Regions from separate parts of the Homo sapiens genome. Here regions 1 and 3 are each linked to region 2. A link is a loop called in an ENCODE intact Hi-C map of the cell type or tissue named here. Cell type or tissue: HCT116. All regions are shown on one strand.

Evidence for each region. Peaks named below come from ENCODE experiments on the same cell type or tissue, not always from the same donor. Only the 100,000 strongest peaks of a DNase experiment are listed, where the experiment ranks them.
Region 1: a loop joins it to region 2, with 1.9 times the contacts of the local background. A loop is called at or near these places in 2 of 110 quality-filtered maps.
Region 3: a loop joins it to region 2, with 2.2 times the contacts of the local background. A loop is called at or near these places in 2 of 110 quality-filtered maps.

The regions. Positions count from the first base shown.
Region 1 is chr13:73,205,840-73,213,839 of GRCh38, reverse strand. No RefSeq gene overlaps it. Among named protein-coding and RNA genes, the nearest start is that of KLF5, 150 kb to the right of the region's middle. In HCT116, no CTCF peak of the experiment used is centred here; a DNase peak (open chromatin) is centred at 3,239; H3K4me3 peaks cover 1,085 bases; H3K27ac peaks cover 2,527 bases.
Region 2 is chr13:73,087,232-73,095,231 of GRCh38, reverse strand. No RefSeq gene overlaps it. Among named protein-coding and RNA genes, the nearest start is that of KLF5, 32 kb to the right of the region's middle. RefSeq lists enhancers at 4,030-4,583, 4,467-4,761, 4,584-5,137, 4,174-5,373, 5,138-5,692. In HCT116, no CTCF peak of the experiment used is centred here; a DNase peak (open chromatin) is centred at 4,591; H3K4me3 peaks cover 897 bases; H3K27ac peaks cover 2,986 bases.
Region 3 is chr13:73,321,191-73,329,190 of GRCh38, reverse strand. No RefSeq gene overlaps it. Among named protein-coding and RNA genes, the nearest start is that of LINC00392, 240 kb to the left of the region's middle. In HCT116, no CTCF peak of the experiment used is centred here; a DNase peak (open chromatin) is centred at 3,203; H3K4me3 peaks cover 1,175 bases; H3K27ac peaks cover 2,827 bases.

The DNA.
Region 1 (8,000 bases), 120 kb before region 2:
TTACAACTTTGTGCATTTGTTCCATTCTGTAGGGTCAATAGGGACACAGGTTTTGAATCTTTTTTTTTTTTTTTTTTTTTTTTGAGATGGAGTCTCGCTCTGTCGCCCCAGGCTGGAATGCAGTGGTGCGATCTCAACTAACTGCAACTTCTGCCTCCCCCGTTCAAGCAATTCTCTTGCCTCACCCTCCCAAGTAGCTGGGAATACAGACACCCGCCACCACACCCAGCTAATCTTTTGTATTTTTAGTAGAGACAGGTTTTCACCATGTTAGCTAGGATGGTCTCGATCTCTTGACCTCATGATCCACCCGCCTCGGCCTCCCAAAGTGCTGGGATTACAGGTGTGAGCCACTGTGCTGGGCCAAGGTTTTGAGTTTTGACAGCTACTACCAAATAAGTAATATAGTTTTTCTTTTCAAATTGAATTCTTTCCTTCCTCTTCTAATATCGCCTATTAATACATACAAATAAGGCTTTCTTTATCAACAAAAATGATATATCAGCTTTCCATTTTATCATGTGGACAAAATTCCACAGTGTCAATTGATTTGTCACACGATTCCATGTCATGATCAGGAGTAATACATACATACTAAAAACTTTGTAAAACTTAACTTGTGAACTTTTTTATGAGAAATCGCTAAGCAAATTTACACATTTTCAATCGCCTATTGAGGCTCTAATTCTTCCTGGTTTTATTTTGCTGTGCCCAGTCATCTCTTAATAGTATTTAAATCACTTAGAAAGACTCTAGTCTGTAAATCTGATTTTTATTGCTTTTATAATTACCCCCCAAAATGACAGAAAAAGAAAAGAAACTGTAATACTTGAAGAATTAACAAAATTGACTGCATTATCTTGCCCAATTAACTCTTGTTTCTGAAGCCTGCGAGAACTCCTCAAGAGCTTTGTCAATCAGGTTTAAATCTCAGGTAAATCCAAATTCTCATTTAAAGTATTCAAAAGAAAATTAAGCATCAATATGGCCTCACACTTGCCCTGCTGGGAGAGCTGGCACTCTCCAATTTCAATTACTCAGTTTCTTTTCATGAAATGTGTTTTTAAATCTCAGGGGAATATAATCTTTTGTGGTTAGATTGATCTCACTTGTGAAGAAAGTTCTCTACAACTTTGCCGAGGTTGCTTGCTAGTGCCAAAACGACATTGCAACACCTTAACTCTCCTTCCCCTTAATGCAAGCCACCATTTGTTTTTTTGTTTTGTTTTGTTTTGAGACAGGGTATTGCTCTGTTGCCCAGGCTGGAGTGCAGTGGTCCCATCACAGCTCACTGCAGCCTCAACTTCCTGAGTTCAAACAATCCTCCCACCTCAGCCGCTCAAGTAGCTGGGACTACAGACATGTATACCAGGTCTGGCTAATTTTTTATTTTTTATAGAGATGAGATCTCACTATGTTACCCAGGCTGGTCTCAAACTCCTGGGTTCAAGTGATTCTCTCACCTGGGCCTCCCAAAATTCTGGGATTACAAGTGTGAGCCACCACACCCACAGACCGCCTTTTGATCACATGTTCATCATGCAAATGGATAAACAGCGCAATTTTGCACTGGTATTTGTGATATAAACATTATTGCTCACACTGAAAATTTGGAGTTAACCAAAGTTCCAATCAACTAGTTGTTTGCTCCTCCTTGAAACAGGTGGAAAAAAAAATAAAGACCAAGGTTTCAGTGCTAAATAGTTGGTTCCCATATGAGATATATTTTTGGTACTGAATTTTTTAAAATTTCTTGAAAAAACAGTTTTAGTCTTTTTTCTAAGTGACAGTTAATAAAACACAAATTCATATTACTAATAAGTAATTTAGTTATTTTTTAAATCTTCCTTTGGTATATCAGGGTCAAAATGTGATTGGTTGGTTGATTTCTTTGTTGTTTTTTCTAAATGTATATATTCTATACTAGAGGTACCCACTGAATTCAAATGGTTCTAAATTGCTGTGGTCTTTCCTAGTCATATGACTTGAACCTTAGTCTCTACTGTGAAGTGAAAACAAAATGGAAGTAAATGACCTCAAAACTGCCCCATGGGCCGGAAGCAGTGGCTCACGCCTGTAATCCCAGCTCTTTGGGAGGCTGAGGTGGGCAGATCACGAGGTCAGGATATCGAGACCATCCTGGCTAACATGGTGAAACCCCGTCTCTACTAAAAATACAAAAAATTAGCCAGTCGTGGTGGTGGGCGACTGTAGTCCCAGCTACTTGGGGGGCTGAGGCAGGAAAATTGCTCAAACCCAGGAGGCGGAGGCTGCAGTGAGCCGAGATCACGCCACTGCACTCCAGCCTGGTGATAGAGCGAGACTCTGTCTCAAAAAGGAAAACAAACAAACAAACAAACAAACAAACTTCCCCATGGCCAGGAGGGCTAACACTTGAGCAATCTCAGGAGCCCAGGACCAACCAGTGTTTAAAGACTTCCCCATGAGATGTGGGGCATTTGCCACAGCTGGGAAAGATGTGAGCTGAATTTCTCACTGTGATTCAGAACTTACTGGCCATTCCAGATTAGTACAAAAATTCAAAGGAACACGTCCTTTGAACATAAAAATCCCATCTTCCATTTGTAAAGAAAACCCCGAAATATGCTTTTTCTCTGCCATTAAAGTTCTGACTGTACTTAGAAAATGATCTTTACTCCTGGTCTATAGAGTTCTAGTTAAATTTTTAACAGTATCCCTAAAACACAAAAATTTGTATCTCTTATTTTGAAATCTTCTAAGAAAATCATTTTCATTCATTATGAAGGTGTTGGACTGGACACATGTAAAGTTCTTTCTTGCTCTAGTCTCTGCTGTTCCTTTGTGCTCATCCAATAAGCACTTACTAGGCATTTTTTGTGTACCAATAACATACAAGATGTCTTGAGATATTTAAAAGGATAAAGCCCTTGAGAAGCATACACTACCTGTTTTCACTCCAATTTTATTCCTACACACACAATGCAAGTATGTGCCTCTTAAACTTCCCCAGCCTTATCAGCTGTCAACCTTTCACCTAAAAGTTTTCAAACACATTTCCATTTTCCTGCGCCCAAGAACCCCTTATATCACTGAGTTCTAAGTCTTTATTTACTGCCAGAATTATATCAGAGAATCTTGACTCTTTCACTTTTGTTGCGAAACTTCAGGTTGACTCTTGAGGTAGGAAAATTACTGAGAACTTACCATTTGATCCTCATAATAGCACGGTGACCCTGGAGACACCAATCCAATGATTCAACACCACTGGGCGCTTTTTTCTGAACTTACAGTGCTCACAGAGATCACAGTCTAATGAGAGAGAGAGGCAGTTCAAATAAAATGGGAACAATAGGAGCTTTAGGAGCCAGAGGAGGAATCTCTGCTTCAGAGGGGATGCCACGATCTGGGGAGGCTTTTGGTGGAACAGGGCCCGAGCTGAGGTTGGAACAAGATGTATGTATTGATTGACTATAGGGAGAAAGGTAAGCAGAAAGAGTACAAATGCATTCCAAACAAGGGAAGCAACAGTCATTCAACAAATATTTGTATTAGACACTACAGACCTAGTGGTGCCAATATAATCCATTAATTACATTTATGTTTGGGGTTACAAAGGCACAGAACAGATTATAGCCAGGCTACCACACTTTCTGAACCCTACTCTGTTGCCAAGTGATGTTCTAAGCATTATATTTATAATTCCTCACAACTAATAAGGAAACAGGCACAGAGAGGCCAAGTTGCTTGCCTGCAGTTACACAGCTGGTAAAGAATAGAGCCAAATTCAAACCCAGACAGACTGACTCTTAACCATAAAAAACAGAAATCAGTAGTTGGAGGAGGAGTGGGATCTAGATGGACCAAGGAAAGTTTTGATAAAATGGTGATGGAATAATTAGTAGGACTTAACCAGATAAGGAGATGGAAGAAGAATGCGCCAAGGGAAGTACAGCCCTGGAGGGATTACTTCTTTTCTGACCACTGCACCCCACCACCAAGTCTGTTATAGATATGCTGCTGCTGAGCTCTTAGAGCAATGAGGCTGCAGAGCTTTGGAGATTTTATTCTAACAACAAAGAGCACCCAGTGAAAAGCTTTAAGAAGAACAAGATTAAATTTGTACTTTTAAGAGATCACTGTCGCTGTTGAATGGAGAACACATTGGATGGAGGCAAGATTAGGGGCAGGAAAACTAGTCAGAACGCTATTTTAGTTGAATTCGATTAAGATGTGGTGGTGGCTTCCATCGGAGTGGTGGCACAGAAAGGTATTAGACAGATTTGAAAAAAAAAAACATAGGAGGTAAAAAAAAATAGGAGGTGCACTAAAAAGGAAACACAGGAGAAGAAACAGGTTTGCAAGGAAGAGCATGACATGATCATATGGTTCTGTATGACCCCAGTGAAGGGTGAGTATCAGTGTGGATGCATTTTGGAGAGGTGAGACTAGAGAAAGGCAGTCCCTAGACCATGAAAGGCCTTGTGTGTTAAGCTAAGGAGTATAAATTTCCTCCTGAAAGCTAAGATCTGTGACGACACGTTTTCTTTTTCTGTGTAAATTGCATATATATATATATATTCTATATATATTCTATATATATATTCTATATATATTCTATATATATTCTATATATATATTCTATATATATTCTATATATATACTATATATATATTCTATATATATTCTATATATATTCTCTATATATATTCTATATATATTCTATATATATATTCTATATATATTCTATATATATATTCTATATATATTCTATATATATTCTATATATATATTCTATATATATTCTATATATATTCTATATATATATTCTATATATATTCTATATATATATTCTATATATATTCTATATATATATTCTATATATATTCTATATATATATTCTATATATATTCTATATATATATTCTATATATATTCTATATATATATTCTATATATATTCTATATATATATTCTATATATATTCTATATATATATTCTATATATATTCTATATATATATTCTATATATATTCTATATATATATTCTATATATATTCTATATATATATTCTATATATATTCTATATATATTCTATATATATTCTATATATATATATATATATATATATATATTCTGAACAATTTTAGATTTACAGATAAACTCTAAAAATGGTCTGGTCCAGATAGTTCCTGTGTATCCTTCACTCAGTTTTTCCTAATGTTAAGATCTTTTTTTGTTTTGTTTTGAGACAGGGTCTCTCTCTATCGCCCAAGCTGTAGTGCAGTGGCACGATCACAGCTACTGCAGCCTGGACCTGCCAGGCTCAAGCGATCCTTCCATTTCAGCCTCCCGAGCAGCTGGGACTACAGGCAGGTGCCACCATGCTAGGCTAATTTTCTTACTTTTTGTAGAGAGAGAATCTCTACACAGGAAGACTGACCTGAAGGCTCACCAGTGTCTTTATCCACCAGGTATCATGGGATATCACATTGTGTTAAAAGGGTGGTAAAACAACATCCATTCTGACCCTACTGTCTAATTGAGAATTTGTAAGTTTTTTACAGTGGCCAGATTTACCTGATCATTACCATTATAATGGTCAGATTAATCATGATCTCATAGCAATTTTTTGAATTCTACATTTTAAGTATTATTCCCAGTGAATGAAAAACCTCTATTTTCACTCAGCAAAGGTAATGTCTGGATCATAACAATTTCCCAATTCTATCTAAATATTAATTTTAGTAGACAATCTTATAACTTAAATCTATTTCTTAGGAGAGGAACAATAAGTACTTCTTTTTAGACATGGTTTCTTATGAGTATTAAAAATAAGATAAAATAACTTTTTCATCATTAGTTTTAGAAACCATATATGAAATGGCACATTTTCATAAGTAGAGTTCCTTTGCCAAGATGCCTTAGTCTTGCAGGGTGGAGGAACAGAGAATGAGCCAGAGGCTTAGAAACTACTGAAGCACTGAAGTTAAAATTTGGTTCATTGATACAGTCTGGTGATATCAATTGGTAATTACACTTTTTGGATAAATGTCAGAATAAAACATATAGATAATTGTATGTTTCCTGATCTAGTTAAAGTGTAATGTTCTAAAGAGCGCTCTTCCCAATAAACATTCTCTTATTACAATTACAAAAAAATCCAAAAGAAAAATAAAAAGGGAGAGGGGAAAAAAAAAATCCCAGAATAGGAACGCAGAGGACAAGATGGGCAGCAGCAGAGAGACCAGATTGGGGACTATTACAGGAAAGAGTTCAGGGGAAAGATGCTGGTGGCCTGAACTTGATAACAGAGAGATGTAAGAAGAGATCCTTGTGGATGGAATTCACAGGCCATGGAAACTGACTAGATAGAGGGCTCAAGAGGAGAGAAGAGTTTCTGGCTTCTGTCTTAGCAACTTGTGGGTGGTGGTACCATTCATAGAACCAGGGAGCCCCAAAGGAACAGCAGGTTTGAGGAGAGGGATGAATTTAGCTGTGGACTCACAGGCAATGGGATATTGCCTCTGATACTGCTGCTTCTCTTCAGTCCTTTCTAACCTTACGCTTTTAGGTGATCTTCCTCTTTTTGCTGTAATTCTCTGACCACTTATTCAACATTCTTTTCTAAAATTCTTAATTATGCCTCCTGTAGATCCTGTATTATCATGAAATAGTGAGTATTCAGATTGCCGCCTTTGTTTCTAGCTTCATGACCATGATACATTTGTTAAAACCAAAACCAACATTGGTACACTACTATTAAATAAACTCAGTTTTCACCAATTTTTTTCACAAATGTTGGGTTTTTCCTGTTCCAGGATCCAGTCCAGGATAGGTTTCTCTACTTTTCATGGGAAAAGCAGAGTGCAAAATTCTCAGCCTACCTTTGCCACTTCCCAGAAATATAAATTTAAAATTAAATAAAAAGCTCTGAAATGTATCTTCATTCATGAAATAAAAATAATATTAATACGACTTCTACTTTATCCAGATCATTTTGTAAGAATCACAAATGTAGTATATGGGTGCCCTGAAACACTTTGAAATATTTAAAGCTGTACAAACATAAGGCTGAATTTTTGTGAGTTAATTCTGATTCTATCATTTACTGCTGATAGGAGTAGAACTGGGATGTGGTTGAATAACACAACTAGATAATCAAAGCATTATGTATGTTTGGCTTAGAAATATACTTTTTGAGAACATTTATATTTAAATACAGGTTCAGTTATGCAGGATGAATAAGTTCTGGAGATGTAATGTATAGCCTGGTGACTATAGTCAATAATACTGTATCATGTACTTGAAATTTGCTAAGAGAGTTGATCTTAAGTGTAAAATAAACTATGTGAGGTGATGGGCAAGTTAATCAGCTTGATTGTGCTAATTATTTAACAATGTATACATCTATCAAAACATTATGTTTAATGCTTTAAATATATACAATTGGCTGCACGTGGTGTCTCACGCCTATAGTCCCAGCTACTCGGGAGGCTGAGACAGGAGGATCTCTTGAGCCCAGGAGTTCGAGGCAACAGTGAGCGATGATCATGCCACTACACTCCAACCTGGGCGACAGTAACACCCTGTCACTAAATAAATAAACAAATACAAGTTTTATTTGTTAAGTATACCTCAATAAAGCCACAAGTAGGGGAAGAAAGAAAAAAAATAAATAGGAGTATATGCAGTATCTATATTTATATAGATACATCCATATTTATATACAAATCCTGGCAATTTAGTTCAAACAAAATATTTATATGCATATATTCTTTGTGTGTGGTGTGTGTGTGTGTGTGTGTGTGTGTGTGTGTGTGTGTGTTTGTTTTTCTTTTTTCTTTTTTTTTTTGAGACTGAGTCTTGCTCTGTCACCCAGGCTGGAGTGCAATGACCCCATCTCGGCTCACTGCAACCTCTGCCTCCCAGATTCAAGCGATTCTCCTGTCTCAGCCTCCCACGTAGCTGGGACTACAAGCACACACCACCAAACATGGCTAATTTTGGTATTTTTTGTAGAG
Region 2 (8,000 bases):
AGAAGAACATCAGGAATGGAGCATCTAGGAATTTCTCATTTAAGCTCCAGGATTCTGATTCCCCGACGGGGAGATGAAGTAGTTGCTTTGGCCGGGCACGGTGGCTCACGCCTGTAATCCCAGCACTTTGGGAGGCCAAGGCAGGCGGATCATGAGGTCAGGAGATGGAGACCACCCTGGCTAACACGGTGAAACCCTGTCTCTATTAAAAATACAAAAAATTAGCCGGGCGAGGTGGCGGGCCCCTGTAGTCCCAGCTACGCGGGAGGCTGAGGCAGGAGAATGGCGTGAACCCCGGGGGGCAGAGCCTCCAGTGAGCCAAGATTGTGCCACTGTACTCCAGCCTTGGTGACAGCGAGACTCTGTCTCAAAAAAAAAAAAAAAAAAAAAGAAAAGGTAAGCTAAATGAAAAGTTCAGACTGGGTAGAATGGCTCACACTTGTAATCTCAGCCCTTTGGAAGGCCCAGGTGGGAGGATCACTTGAGCCCAGGAGTTCAACACCAGCCTGGGCAACTTAGTGAAAACCTGTTTGTACAAAAAAAAAAAAAAATAGTTGATTTTAAATTTAAAAATGTTATCCACTGTCTTGTCCTTTAAATAAATAAATAAATAAATAAATAATATAAAAATTTTAGCTGGACATCATGGCCATGTTGATAGTCCTAGCTGCTCAGGAGGCTGAGCTGGGAGGATCCCTTGACCCCAGGAAGTCAAGGCTCTAGTGACCCGAGTACACCACTGCACTCCAGCCTGGGTGACAGAAGGAGACCCTGTTTCAAAAAGAAAAGAAAAGTTCACTTAGTTTCTCTTGGTCAAAGAGGTAAAGGGAAATGTTTTTTTCACGATGCGTCAATTCATGTCTTTTTTTCTTTTTTGAGATGGAGTCTCGCTCTGTTGCCCAGGCTGGATACAGTGGTGCAATCTCAGCTCACTGCAACCTCCACCTCCCGGGTTCAAACTATTCTCCTGCCTCAGCCTCCTAGGTAGCTGGGATTACAGGTGCCCACCACCACGCCCAGCTTTTTTTTTTTTTTTTTTTTTTTTTGTATTTTTAGCAGAGACGGGGTTTCACCATGTTGGTCAGGCAGGTCTTGAACTCCTGACCTCAGGATCCACCCACCTCAGCCTCCCAAAGTGCTGGGATTACAGACGTGAGCCACGTCGCCCGGCCCAATTCATGTCTTTATCACCTTTCCCCCTTTTATTTTTTTTCCTTTTGGTGGAGATGGTTTCCTCTTGTTGCTCCAGTCGATCTCAAGGGATCCGCCAGCTTGGGCCTCCCAAAATGCCAAGGGATCAGCCAACCAGCCTGGGCCTCTCACCACACCCAGCTCTCTCACGTTTTTCAATAGGCTCCTGGTTTCCCTGACTCTGGCCCTTCCTGTAAACCTAACATAGTAATCCAACATTAATTGTCCTTGTTCAAAAACGTTCCCTTGCTACCCAGTACAGAACAAAATGAAACAAGTAAAAAAAACTGAAAAAATTAAACTTGTGGCCAGATGCAGTGGCTCATGCCTGTAATCCCAGCACTTTGGGAGGCCGAGGCAGACGAATCACTTGATGTCGGGAGTTCGAGACCAGCCTGACCAACATGGAGAAACCCCGTCTCTACTAAAACTACAAAAACTAGCCGGGCGCGGTGGTGTGCGCCTGTAATCTTAGCTACTCAGGAGGCTGAGGCAGGAGAGTCGCTTGAACCCGGGAGGCAGAGGTTGCAGTGAGCAGAGATTGCACCATTACACTCTAGCCTGGGCAACAAGAGTAAAACTCGTCTAAAAAATAATAATAAAATAAAATAAATAAAATAAAAATCAAGTTTAAGGTGTTTTAATTAACTTTCGCATCTACAACATCAATGACGTTCACTGTACACAGGCAAATTCTAAATAATTAAGTAGTATTGAATAATGAAAACAATTGAGAGGGTCTCTCCTTATAAGTGACAATGCCATCAGTCAGATTTCCGTAATAACTAACATTTTACTGTGGGCTGTGTGCAAATGATTTGAACATAACATTTATGTCTGAAATAAAACTCTTCAATTGCTTCTTCCACCAAGAAAAAAAAAAAGGCTGGGGAAAGAAAACATCTAATTTTAATGCAACACTAAATCCAAAGGCAGTACAGCTGTTTGGTTTTGGTTGTTTAGCTCAGCTGTTTTATTCTGAGAAAAGCACAGCTGCCCTTTGATGTTGTCTGTTATTCAAGACTGTACTTTAGGAGGGTTAAATGTATGAGAGCTCACAGACCATTGGTAGGTTTAGTTTCTCCTCTTGCTATAGTGCTATTTATTGGTCTTCCTTCTTTAAGTTTTAACATAGCCTAACATAGGCTATGTTAAAACTTAAAGGCAAACTCTTTCCCTTGAATTTTGCCTTTCTCTTCAGAATTCTGCTCCCAAGAGCAGCACTGTGGGTGGAAGGATAAGTTAGTACTTTTTTTTAAGAACAATTTTGAGAACCTATTCAGATTTAAAATGACCTTTTTTTTATTATTTATTTATTTATTTATTTATTTTAGAGACGGGGTTTCGCTCTTGTTGCCCAGGCTGGAGTGCAATGGCGAGATCTCGGCTCACCGCAAACTCCGCCTCCCAGGTTCAAGCAATTCTCCAGCCTCACCCTCCCAAGTAGCTGGGATTACAGGCACACACCACCACGCCTGGCTAATTTTTTTGTATTTTTAGTAGAGACAGGGTCTCACCATGTTGGCCAGGCTGGTCTCAAACTCCTGACCTCAAGTGATCCACCCGCCTCAGCTCCCAATGTTCTGGGATTACAGGCATTAGCCACCATGCCTGGCTAAAATATATCATCCATATTTGGATGATATTTAAAAACTATTAGCTGGGCATGGTGGCACATGGCTGTAATTCTAGCCACTCAGGAGGCTAAGGCAGGAGGATCCCTTGTGCCCAGGAGTTTGAGGCTGCAGTCATCTTTAAGTGGTACATACTAAAATGTATATATTCTTTTCTTTTTTTTTTTTTTTTTCCGAGATGGAGTCTCACTCTGTCACCCTGGTTGGAGTGCAATGGTACGATATCTGCTCACCGCAACCTCCACCTCCCGGGTTCAAGCAATTCTCCTGCCTCAGCTCCTGAGAAGCTGGGATTACAAGCGCCCACCACCACTCCTGGCTTATTTTTGTATTTTTAGTAGAGATGGGGTTTCACCATGTTGGCCAAGCTGGTTTTGAACTCCTGACCTCAAATGACCCGCCCTCCTTGGCCTCCCAAAGTGCTGGGATTATAGGCGTGAGCCACTGCACCTGGCCTACATACTAAAATATTTACAAATGAAATTATATGGTGTCTGAGGTTTGCTTTCAAATAATCTAGGGGAGGGAAGACAGGGAAGAGTTGAGAGTACAGGTAGATTAAAGTTGGCTGAGAGTTGATCATTGTAAAAGCTGGGTAAAGAGGGTGAGTATTCATTATACTTTTCTATTTTTATATTTGTTGCAAACTTCCATAATAAAGAGGTTTGGTTTTTGTTGTTGTTTTGTTTTTTGAGACAGAGTCTCATTCTGTCACCCAGGCTGGAGTGTAGTGTCGTGATCTCAACTCACTGCAACCTCTGCCTCCTGGGCTCAAGTGATCCTCCCACCTTAGCCTCCCCAGTAGCTGGGATTTACAGGCACCAAGTCACCACACCTGGCTACTTTCTGTATTTTTGTAGAGACAGGGTTTCGCCATGTGGCCCAGGGTGGTCTCCAACTCCTGGGCTGAAGGGATCTGCCTCGGCCTCTCAAAGTGCTGGGATTACAGGTGTGAGTCACCATGCTCAACCCATAAAAAAGGTTTTAAATATGATAAATTTAAAAACATGAATGTTTAAATACCTTGATCCCTGGTTCCTCATTTAGCGATCTATCCTACAGAAATACTCAAACACAGGCCAGGCTGCAGTGGCTCACACCTATAATCCCAGCACTTTGGGAGGCTGAGGTGGGTGGATCACTTGAGCCCAGGAGTTCAAGACCAGCCTGGGCAACATGGCAAAACCCTGTCTGTACAAAAATGCAAAAATTAGTCAGGCACTGTGGTGTGCACCTGTAGTCCTAGCTACTCAGGAGGCTGAGGTAGGAGGATCACTTGAGTCTAGGATTTTGAGGCTGCAGTGAACCATGATCACACCACTGCACTCCAGCCTGAGGGACAGAACGAAAGCCCATTTCAAAAAAAAAAAACACATGCACACATTGTGGAAAAAGATGTTTCCTTTGACATTGTCTGTAACAGCAAATAACTGGAAACTGGATTCATGTCCAACAATGGAGGAATGGTTAAAATTAACTGTAATTCATTCAACTGGGTATTTTTATGACCTCCCACCCCCAACTTAGAGTTGGTTAATAAAGGATAATGCTAATAAAAGTTAGAAGATACTACCTATGAGGACACCGAATGACATCCCAAGGAGGAAATCTCTAACTGAAGAGAGGTCTGACAGTACACTGAGGGAAGGTGCAATACCAAGCCCCTAAAAGGGGAGTAAATAATCTACTTGGAAATCTTATGGATCACTATGCCAGCAATCCTGATGACTCAGAACAGGAGAGTGCTGACAAACGCAGGGTGATGTCACCATTTCCTGCCTCAGGAAGTCGGCTAGAAGGGGAGGAGAGGCCTGTGGCAGGTAAAGATCAAAGGCCTGGAAGCATTGTTCTCTCCCTTTATTCCTGCCTCTCTGTAGGTATAATCACCAGAAATGTACTTATTACCTTCTCACAGTCACTTGTCTTATTTGGCTTGGATGAAGGCTTTTTCGAGTGGACAAAGCACTTGCTTGAAATCCTCCCAAGCTCCAGGGTTTTATCTTGGCAGCTCTGATCCTCCACTATCCCTCAAGAGACAGTCAAGATCGGCGCATCTCTCTCTGGGCAGGTGAATCCACTTACCATGGTCTTAACAGGGCTCACCTGCTACTCTTGGCAGGCTCAGGCTGGCTGCACCTTGGAACAGACTCCCGCCCTAAAGGGAGCCTGGGGAGCCCTCTAGATGAGCTGAGAGTTCCCTTCATGTCTTGTTTCCTTAATTCCCGGATTCTGATGGGCTTCCCTATATAGAGCATGCCTCTTGAAACAGGTATGCTACTGTAGAAAGAGTCAATGAGGGCCGGGCTTGGTGGCTCACGCCTGTTATCCCAACACTTTGGGAGGCTGAGGTGGGCAGATCACCTGAAGTCGGGAGTTCAAGACCAGCCTGGCCAACATGGTGAAACCCCATCTCTACTAAAAATACAAAAGTTAGCTGGGCATGGTGGCGCACACCTGTAGTCCCAGCTACTCGGGAGGCTGAGGGAGGAGAATCGCTTGAACCAGGGGGGCAGAGGCTGCAGTGAGCTGCGATGGTGCCACTGCACTCCAGCCTGGGTGACAGAATGAGACTCCGACTCAAAAAACAAAAAAAGAGTCAATGAGTTCAAATCAGAACAGCCTGCTCTGTCTCTTACTGGCTGTGTTTCCATGAGGAAAATGAGTTCCTTAACCTTCCTGGGCGTTATTGTTCTCATCTATAAATTTGCTACAGTAAGAAGTGAATTATAGGATTATAGTAAGGGAAGTCATGTGTGTTAAAGGGCTCAAGGGCCTGACACAGTACCCTGGCAAATCGTATGTTAGTTATGTCAGGAAAAACTGCCTGCGTTTCAGCACCCTGTGACCACCAACCTTACAAGATTACATCTAGTCACCTGACTAGTGACCCCAAATTCATTTGACTACCACTTTCCCCCAAAACAGCCCCTTGCTGTTTATTACGACAGTTCTTCTCTTGGTCACTGTTTATTGTGTCATTATTGTGTCATCTTTGATTAATGGTGTCTATAGCCATGCTATGATGGCTACACCTCTCAAAGTAATTATAGAGGTACAGTGGCCAGGCACCACGGCTCATGCCTTGTAATCTCAGCACTTTGGAAGGGCAAGGTGGGAGGATTGCTTGAGCCAAGGAGTTTGAGACCAGCCTGGGCTAGTGAGACCCTCATCTCTATTATTAAAAAAGAGAAAAAGAAAAAAATAAAAATGACATATAGTTATGGAAAACAAATTGTTGATTTTTTCAAAAAGAAAGACAGTATCACTTTCCTCTTAGCTAACACTCAATCCAGGAAGACCTGAGACAAGGATGCAGGCCCCTGAGTGTTCCAGCTCTTTGTTGCTTCAGATCTTCCCAGTTACTGGGCCACACACATCTACTCAGGGAATAAGCCACTTGCCAAGGTCCAGTTTCCACTGGGCCAGAGTCAGATTATCAGTAATGGCTACATACGAAACTTACCTCCAGAAAAATGTGTAGATCCTTGCTTTACATCTGTGTAATTAAATGTGCCATCCAGGGAAGGTTTTTTCCCCTAAAAATAACAAACAGGCACCTCCAAAAATGAACTTAGGCCTTTAACGCTTAACAGAAAAAAAAGTCTACCTTTTTTTTGAGACATGGTCTTGCTCTGTGACCCAGGCTGGCATACAGTGGTACCATCACGGCTCACTGAAGGCTCAACTTCCAGGGCTCAAGCAATCCTCCCACCTCAGCACCCCCAGTAGCTGGGACTACAGGCGTGTCCTACAATACTGGGCTAATTTTTTTACTTTTTTGTAGAGACAGGGTCTCCCTATGTTGCCTAGGCTGGTCTTGAACCCTTGAGCTCAAGGGATCCTCCTGCTGTGGCCTCCCTAAGTGCCAGGATTGCAGGTGTGAGCCACCACACCCAGCCAAAAGTCTACTTTTTTTAGTCCATTCACGTTTAGTGTAACAATTGATATGGTAGGATTTAGGTTAACCATTTTACTATTTTTTTCTCTTTTTTCCCACTGATGTTTTGTATCTCTCTTCTTACTTCCCTGCTTTCTAAGTATTTGAATATTTCTTTAAAATTCTATTTTATCTATCTGCTTTTTAGTTATGTCTCATTGTATTTTTTTACTGTTTTCTTGGAGATTACTATAAAAATATATATGTATATATGTGTATATATATGTATATATATGTGTATATATATGTGTATATATATATGTATATATATGTGTATATATATGTGTATATATATGTGTATATATATGTGTATATATATGTATATATATGTGTATATATATGTGTATATATATGTGTATATATATATTTTTTTAAATATATATTTTTTTAAGACAAAGTCACTCTGTCACCCAAGCTGGAGTGTAGTGGTGTGGTCACGTCTCACTGCAACCTCCACCTCTGGGCTCAATGGATCCTGCCACCCCAGCATCCTGAGTAGCTGGGACTACAGGCTCATGCCACCATGCCCAGCTAATTTTCTTATTTTTTGTAGAAATGAGGTCTATGTTGCCCAGGCTGGTCTCGGACTCCTGGACTCAAGCAACCCTCCTGCCTTGACCTCCCAAAGTGCTGGGATTACAGGTGTGAGCCACTGCATCCAGCCTATAACTTTACAGAAAGTTTACCTTTTATTTAACTTTTCACAATGTAAAGTTAATACCGAACTACTTCATGTAAAATCTGGAAACCTTCGAAACATACAAGTCCATTCACCATCTCTCTGCTTTTTTGCTATGGTTGTCAAATGTATTACATCTATTAGAACCCCCACAGACAATGTTATCATTTTTTCTTTAAACACTCATAAAAAGTTTAAATAAATTAGCTCAAAAAAGTAACATTCATAAAATATCTCTAATTTTCTTAAAGGAAAATATTCTTAGTAAAATGCCTGGAAGATCTAAGTACTTTGTATCTATCTATCACAATATTTAGTTCCTTCTTATTACCCCCAAGTAACTGGCTCTGCTTTTATTATTTTTAATTTTCAGTCTTTTAGACCTTGTTTATCTGATGCCATTCCAGGATTATACGTAGTTGAAAAAAGAAAAACAAAACAAAACATAAAATCTCTTCATTTGTTTCGCTTTTGGTCAAAACATTTGCATTGTCAGTAATGTCATAACAATCACGTTTTCAAGGCAGGAAACTAAACACATCTTTCAACAAAGAAATAC
Region 3 (8,000 bases), 230 kb before region 2:
TAAAAAAATGTTTAAGGAACAAATATAATTATTATTAATAATGTATTTTATTTAGTCTAACATAGTCAAAATATTATTTTTCAACACATAATCAATATAAAATTATTAATTAGATATTTTACTTTTTTACACGAGTCTTTGAAAAACAATGAGTATTTGCCCCTTCCAGCACATTTTAATTTGGACTAACCACATTTCCAGTGCTCAATAGCTACCAGTTGCTGGTGGCTACTGTAATGGACATCGCAGATCTAGAAGAAAAAGTCTTTGGCATACGTTGTCCTTAATGATCTGTCCGGGCTCATCTTTCCAGCTTCACATCCTACATCTCACCCAAACACACTTGACATTCTCGTCACACTGTACTAATTCCACTTCTTAGTATGTCGTTCCTTCTACTTGGAACGGCTCATCTCACCTGTTGCCTACCTGAAAACTTTACTCACCCTTTCCCTAAATAGATGCAATTACAATAGGATTAAATGCATTAAAATGACACTAGATACTTACCAAAAAAAATTGTATCATGTTACAAAAATGAAAGCTGGTGCTAATTTTAAAATAAAGTATAAATTTTAAAATAAAAGTATGAATTTTTAAATAAAGTACTGAGAAACTGGTAAGTTAATTATATATTTTAATATCATATTAAAGTATTTCTATAATATTAATGTGTTCTAAGTGAAAGGCCTTTTTTTCTTTTGTAAAGCAGAATTTTTTTCCAAAAGCATTTGAAATATGTTTATTTATCACCATGTCGTCCATAAATATGTTTGATATTATTGCTTCTGTTTAACAATCATGAAACTAAGACTTTCAGGAGGTTAAATGACTTTGCCATGGGCTCAAAAGGTATATTAAAGATTTCATTTTTTCAGAAGTTCTTTGAAACTAGATAGTCCTTTACTACCTGGGGTAATAAAAGCAGTGACTTAAACGTTAAGATCAGCTGAGATAACTTCTAAGGTAAGAATAGTGGTATCGTCCAAAGGGTTTGCTACCCTCCAAAGGCTCTGATATCCTGTGTTTAATTCCACCTTTTGTCCCTGAGAGTGTGAGAAAGATACAAACTCACGAGACCTCAATTTCCTCACTATAAGGGATCACAGACCTCTCAGATTATAGGAATGACCAAATAATATGTTATAGTATGCAAAATTTTCCTCTAAGATTTTATTTCTATGACCTGAGCACATTTTTAATAAAGTCAGATCTTCATAAAACGGGACAATCTCTCCTCAGAGGTTCGGCTAGACCATGAGTTTCTCCTAGAATAAGTCAAAAGATGTACGTTGTGATCTGGGAATCATTTTAATCCTGTGAGCTTTGGCTAATACCAGTGGCACTCACCCCTGGCTGCATATTAGCATTTCTGGGACACTTTTAAAGGTGCCGATGCCCAACCAGTAATATTGCAATATCTGGGGTCAGGGGCAGGCATAGATAACTTTTCAAAGTTCCACCAGCCTTTCCCAGGTGATTCTATTGTGCATTCAGGCTGAGAACTGCTGGGTCCACCAGGCTCAGGTTCTTTGTTTGCAAAATAAGACTAATTCTTTGTTCATGGATTGTTGTAAGGATTAAAGAAGACAATGTGTTATATAAGCACCTGACATATTTGAGAAATTAAATAAGAATTCCTTCCCATCCTGAGGCTCCTCCAATGAATTCTCCTACTTTCTAATTGGTTGGATACTAGAGCTGTTTTCCTCTCAAATAGTATTTTTTTTTCAATAGGTTGGTTTGTTTGGTGCTTTCAGTTTAAACTGACCAGTAGCATTTGGCAGTGAATCAACCACAACCCACATGAGGAATATTATATATTTCCCACCTGCACTGTCAGTTGGGGAGCCTCCCTAAGCAGGGATAGGCTATTAAAAGACTCCCCTCCCTCCCCACTAGCTGGATAACCCCCAGAAAGACTTCTCCTCCCTCTTAAGAATATTATAACTTTTTTTTTTTTTTTGAGACTGAGTCTGTCTCTGTCACCCAGGCTGGAGTGCAATGGCACAATCTTGGCTCACTGCAACCTCTGCCTCCTGGGTTCAACCGATTCTCCTGCCTCAGCCTCCTGAGTAGCTGGGATTACAGGCATGCACCACCATGCCCAGCTAATTTTTGTATTTTTAGTAGAGACAGGGTTTCACCATGTTGGTCAGGCTGGTCTCGAACTCCTGACCTCATGATACACCCACCTCGGCTTCCCAAAGTGCTGGGATTACAGGCATGAGCCACTGTGCCCGGCCTATAACTTTTATTGATTTACGATGCATCATTCCTTCATCAGAATCTCCTGGGATGTCTTTAAAAGGCAGATTCCTGGGCCCCATTCTCAAGCTACCTAATCAGACTCTAGAATTGTGACCCTTGCAATTACCTTTTTAACAAGCTTCTCAGGTGGTCCTTCTGCACGCTAATATTTGGGGAACATTGACATGGAGGAAAGGGATAACTATAGATCCAGCCATCAAATTACTCAGGTTAATTTCCTACCTACTGCGATTTACTCAGAGACCAGAGAGGAAGGTAAAAATGTTGAAGCTGGGGCGGGGTCAGGGGGTGGTTCTTTTCTTTTTTGTTTCTTTTAACATCTAAATAGCTCTCTGCTTTCTAAAATGTTCTCTTGACCTTGAAAACTTTTTGCTCTCACAATGTCTTAGGGCTGGAAGGGCTCTTAAATATCATCTAATTCAATCCTTTGTTTTATGAGAAAGAAAGGGTGCAACTTTCCCAAAGTTACCAACCTGGTGTCACCATATATCGCAGGGTTAATAGCTATCTACTCTTCTTTTAAAAGATAAAAATGTTTGCACTGGTGGCTCCGTGAAGATCATAGCCCTACACTGGCCAGCATTTGTGCATACACAGCTTTGCCTATTAAAAAAAATCCATTAAAAACAATTCATCTTCCTGTTCTCTGAAATTTAAAAACATATCCCACTTCACAAATTAGAGGAACGGTCTCTAGTCAATGAAAACTTCACACAAGAGGGCAGATTTTAAATTATAACTGAACACAAAAAGAGGGTTATATGCTGGCTGTAACAGATTTGGAAATGATTTACTTTGAGACACATGAGACTGTAGGGCAAAAGCGCCTTGCATAAAGGTAAATGATTGTCAGAGCCAGGGACCTGCTAAGTCACAGTCCTACACAGGTGATACATTGTCCCAGCTAACTGACTCCTCGATGGGTGCAGAAAGTCAGCATGGAACATTATCTGCAAATTCAGAAGAATCAATTCAATGAGCAATGGAAACTGAGAACACCGTATCATTAGAATAATCCCTTTTACAGTCATAGCTTTGGAATTCACAAATGTACATTTACAGATACATGAAGCATTCTACTTGTTTACTTAACCTGGCTTCCTGCTATTATTGCTCTCATTTTTATTATGAAGTGTTTTTACGTTTCTGAAGCTTGATTCATTAAATAATTGCCATCCTCCTATCTGGGTCATTGGTCATATTTATCGCAAAAGAAAACTACAAATCATTATTCAAGAGCAAATTCCACATATTTTCCACGTCCTAAACTTTTCAACCTCTCTTCTTTTGCACTGAGGGGGATTCGTTCCAAGGAACAGCACATTCCCCAGAGGTAATCTGACCGGAGCAGGAGGGGAACAGGGTTGGTCCTCTACAGAGAAGTTCACAGTGTTTTTGCCATTTGCTGTCCTTCGTGTTAGGCTTTGTTTTCTAAACATCATTAAGAGGTTTTAAAAATAAACCTGTGGTGGAACTGGTTAAAAATCACCTTAATTCCTAAAGCGTGGGGAAAATTTACACACACACACACACACACACACACACAGAAACACACCTCTTCCTTTTCCTCTTCTTCACAGAATAAGCAGGTCATTGTTTTTGACTATTCATTTCACTGTAGAAGAAAACATAAATAAAATATAACGGGGTGAATGGATCACATCATTAACTTAAACTCCCCCATACTTGGGAAGAATATACAGTTCACAAAGTAATGAGGTGCCTGGAGTTTGTGCGTCGGAAGTGTTCCTGTTTATAACTTATGTACACAGCATTCTCCTTGGCTCTTTCTGTTTTGTTTTTTCCTTCTATTCTTTTTTTCCACTGCAGTCATGGTAGAGCCTAGATTCACTTTTTGTAATTGTGTTTCCTGAATTGCTAAGTAAGCTATTTTTAAAAACTCATATAAAATAAACAATTTCAAGAGTCTTAAAAGTCAAGGGCTATTTGATGTCCCTAAACGAATGGGAAGAAAAGACTCTTTCACCTTCTAAAATAATATTTTCCTAGAAAAATCAATGGGCTCAACAAGAGAGGGAGGAAAGGAAGAACCACTATTACCAAGGGCTTACTGCCAGGTATCGTGTTAGCTGCTTGAAGGATAGATCTCATTTTTTCTCACAACAACCTTCTAAGGTCAAAATTATTATCCCACTTAACAGAGAACAAAGACTCAGAACTGTTAAACGATTCACTGATATTATAAAACAGCAAATGGAGAGGATGGATTCAAATATAGACTGGCTTGACTGACTCAAGAGGTCGTGGGTTCTTTCCATACTGTTTGAAGATGAATCCTTTTTTCTTTGCAAAGATATCATAAGTTGTTTCCATTGTCTATGGGAATTTTTGTTGTTGTTGTTGTTGTTGTTGTTTGTTTTGGTTTGTTTGATTAAATTATGTTATCTGATCTGCCATCAGGAGAGAGATAATTAGAACCTTGGAATTGTGGTGCCCGAAAGCCCCACTAACATCTCTTCCGTGTCCACCTAAAATGTGGGTTATGATGATTTAATATCAACTGAGCCCAATTACTCCCAACTGTGAGGGAGAAAACTAAGCCATCCCAACTAAGACACATGCAGGGCCACTGAGACAGTCGACAAAGAGGGTGTGGGCTGAGCTTATGAGAGAAGGTGCAGAGTGATGTGTTGCGTGGATTCCTCTGGAAAGGTACCATGGGCCCTTTGTATCCTTAGAAACCTGCTCACATGCAGACACTGGGTGATATGTTGGGTAATTCCTGACCCTTGTTGCAGCTCAAAAAGCTGATGATGCTAGAAACTAGGATATCTCCCATCCAACATACAGGAGCCTCATGGAATCAGAGGCTATGGGAAGACACAGGGGAGCAGGCTCTGCTCTGCTAAAGAGAGGAAATCTTTAGACGCAAGCCATTCTTGCTTTTTGCTTTAACCACATCATAAAAGAGCATAAAAAAAATGGAAAACTAAGTCCTTTCACACCATTGTCGTTTCTCAGAATCCTTCCAGCATCCAGTATAAGTGTAATGAAAACAGTATAACCCCTCCAATGAGACTGACCTAGTTTTTTATCATTGATAAACAATTCACCAGTTCAATGAACCTCTCTGAGTCTCTGTGACCTCATTTGCAGAACAGGGATACTAATACCAACCTTACCACACCATTTCAGGGATTAGAGATAATGGAAGTCAAAACACCCAGAAGATCCTCAGGCATGAACCCTGCCATCATTGGCTGGTTATTTTAGCCCTAAATAGTACTCAGGTCTTAAACATTGATTCTAACAGCTTTCCCAAGGTAGATAGATCTTCTCTTAATATCCTTGATGGAAACAGTTTCAATACTTCCTTCTTTGAAAGACAGTCTGGGCCCATTATTTGATCTTTAAAGAAAATGATGAATTAATTGGTTAATGTTCAGCTCTTTGGAGAATTAGAAAACTGTCCCATAAGGTTGTTCAAACAGACTCAGATGGCAAGAAGTACAGATGAGTTTTGAGTTTGAGCAAGGTAGAATAAATGAGTTAGTGAAATGTTAAGGAGCAAACACCTAGGGCATGAAGCACATTAAATCTCTTGGGAAAAAAAATGCTTTTACCTTCACAAAGTAGCATGTTAATGCCACAATTATATTCACATGTGTTTAACTGTCCTGGCAAAATTTTTTGTTCACAGTTTGAGGTAATAAAAGTATTCGTTTTATACTTACTGAATAAATGATGTCTAAAATGAAAAGATTTTATTAAATAGTCAAAGATTGTCTTTGTTATTTGATTTTTAAGAAATTATTTTGCACCATGCCTGTCCTCCTGCTTTCCCCAACATAGCCACTCAAAAATTAGAAAATTTCCTCTCAGCAGCATCAGGTCTGTGGTTAAAAAATGACCTCAACAGATACCCTGTGCTGGTGCACAACTCATTTGGGTCCTGTGTTCCAATGAAAACACCATATGAAAGGGCTAAGTCAAGGGCATAAACAGTTAAATTCATCCATAACTAAACACATTTGTCAATTTCCAAGACAAGATAAATGTATGATCTTTGAAACCCAACTTAACCATGGGAAAAATGCTTCTGAGATAACATTAATGCCACGAAATGATAATTGGACCTAAAATACTAGAAATGGGTGAAAAATCTGAGCTGTCTGCAAATAAACAGTGGCTCTGTTTTCATCTTTTTCAGAAAATGAATTTAAGTTGAGGTGTACAAACACTTGAGAGAGAGACTAAAGTAGCTATCTCCAAAGAAGAAAATTATCACCCTGTTCAAGTCATTGAACAGCCTTAATTGTGCTCTTTAGACCCTGCTCACAAATATGACCCAAGAATACAGCTGGTATTGTGGGAATTAAAGAAGTATAACTAAAATTAGAAATTTGATTAGATTAATTTTTAATCTTTTTTTCATCATATAGTTTGGTTCTTGTGCAGGGAATAATTTGAAAGTTGACAAAGTAAGTAAAGCTTTGAATATTTACCCTTCACTTTCTATCAAAATTGCCAGTGGTAACAATTATATACAATTTGGAAATAGACAACTATACTAAGAAATTTCACTGCAGGTACTATATTCTACACCCAAACTGAATCAAATTTAAATTGCTTTGCTTAATAGGAGAAAAGAAACAAAAAGCAAAAGTTGATCAAATATTCCAAAGAATAAGCTGCTTCTGGAACACTCAGCTTTTCTTGTGTGGTTTTGGTCTTGGTTTTTGATGTATAATTTACAACAGTAAAATGTACAAATTTTTAGTATGCAGCTAGAGTAATTTTTAGCTAGGAACATACCCAGTAACTAAGAAATAGACTATTTTCATTACCTCAGAAAGATCACTAGGGCCCCTTCCTCATCAAGGAAGTTCTGTAATGTAACTGGCTTTTCTCTATATTTTCATTGATTCCTTTGCTTGAGAAATAAGTAAACACATGCTGAAGAGGCCTTCACTCAATAATTACTTGTAGCACACATTTAGAGTGCTAATCACTAGGAATCTAAACATAAAACAATGATAATTCCTCTTGCCTTCAAACTGTTCCCAGTCTTTTTAATTTTAGAATTCCAATGTATTATATTTCAATATTTAAAGTATACCTTCAGGCCGGCATGGTGTCTCACGCCTGTAATACCAGCACTTTGGGAGGCCGAGGCAGGTGGATCATCTGAGGTCAGGAGTCTGACACCAGCCTGACCAACATGGTGAAACCTATCTCTACTAAATACAAAAAATTAGCCAGGCATGGTAGCACATGCCTGTAATCCCAGCTACTTGGGAGGCTGAGGCAGGAGAATCGCTTGAACTCGGGAGATGGAGGTTGCAGTGAGCCAAGATTGCACCATTACACTCCAGCCTGGGCAACGGAGTGAAGCTCCATCTCAAAAAATAAAAATAAGTAAGTAATTTTAAAAAATAAAGTATACCTTCAGCAATGCAACAGATTCCTGGATCAGGTATCCTGCTGTAGATGATGGCTAGATGAACCACCAGAAATGTTGGTATCTATCCCAGAAACCACTCCATCTACCTTGGAAATGTACTACCTTTTTATTTTTTATTTTTTTAACATGCAAGGCTTTTCATTTGCAAGTGCTTTTTCTTTTCAACATCAGTGAGACCTACACTATTCTCCTATGCAGAATTTGCTCTGGCCTTCTTACATTTACTAATTTACATGTTTCCATATTTGCCCTTACCCAAATGAGTCATTCTTTCAATTGCTCCAGAAGCCATTTTCTGACTAAA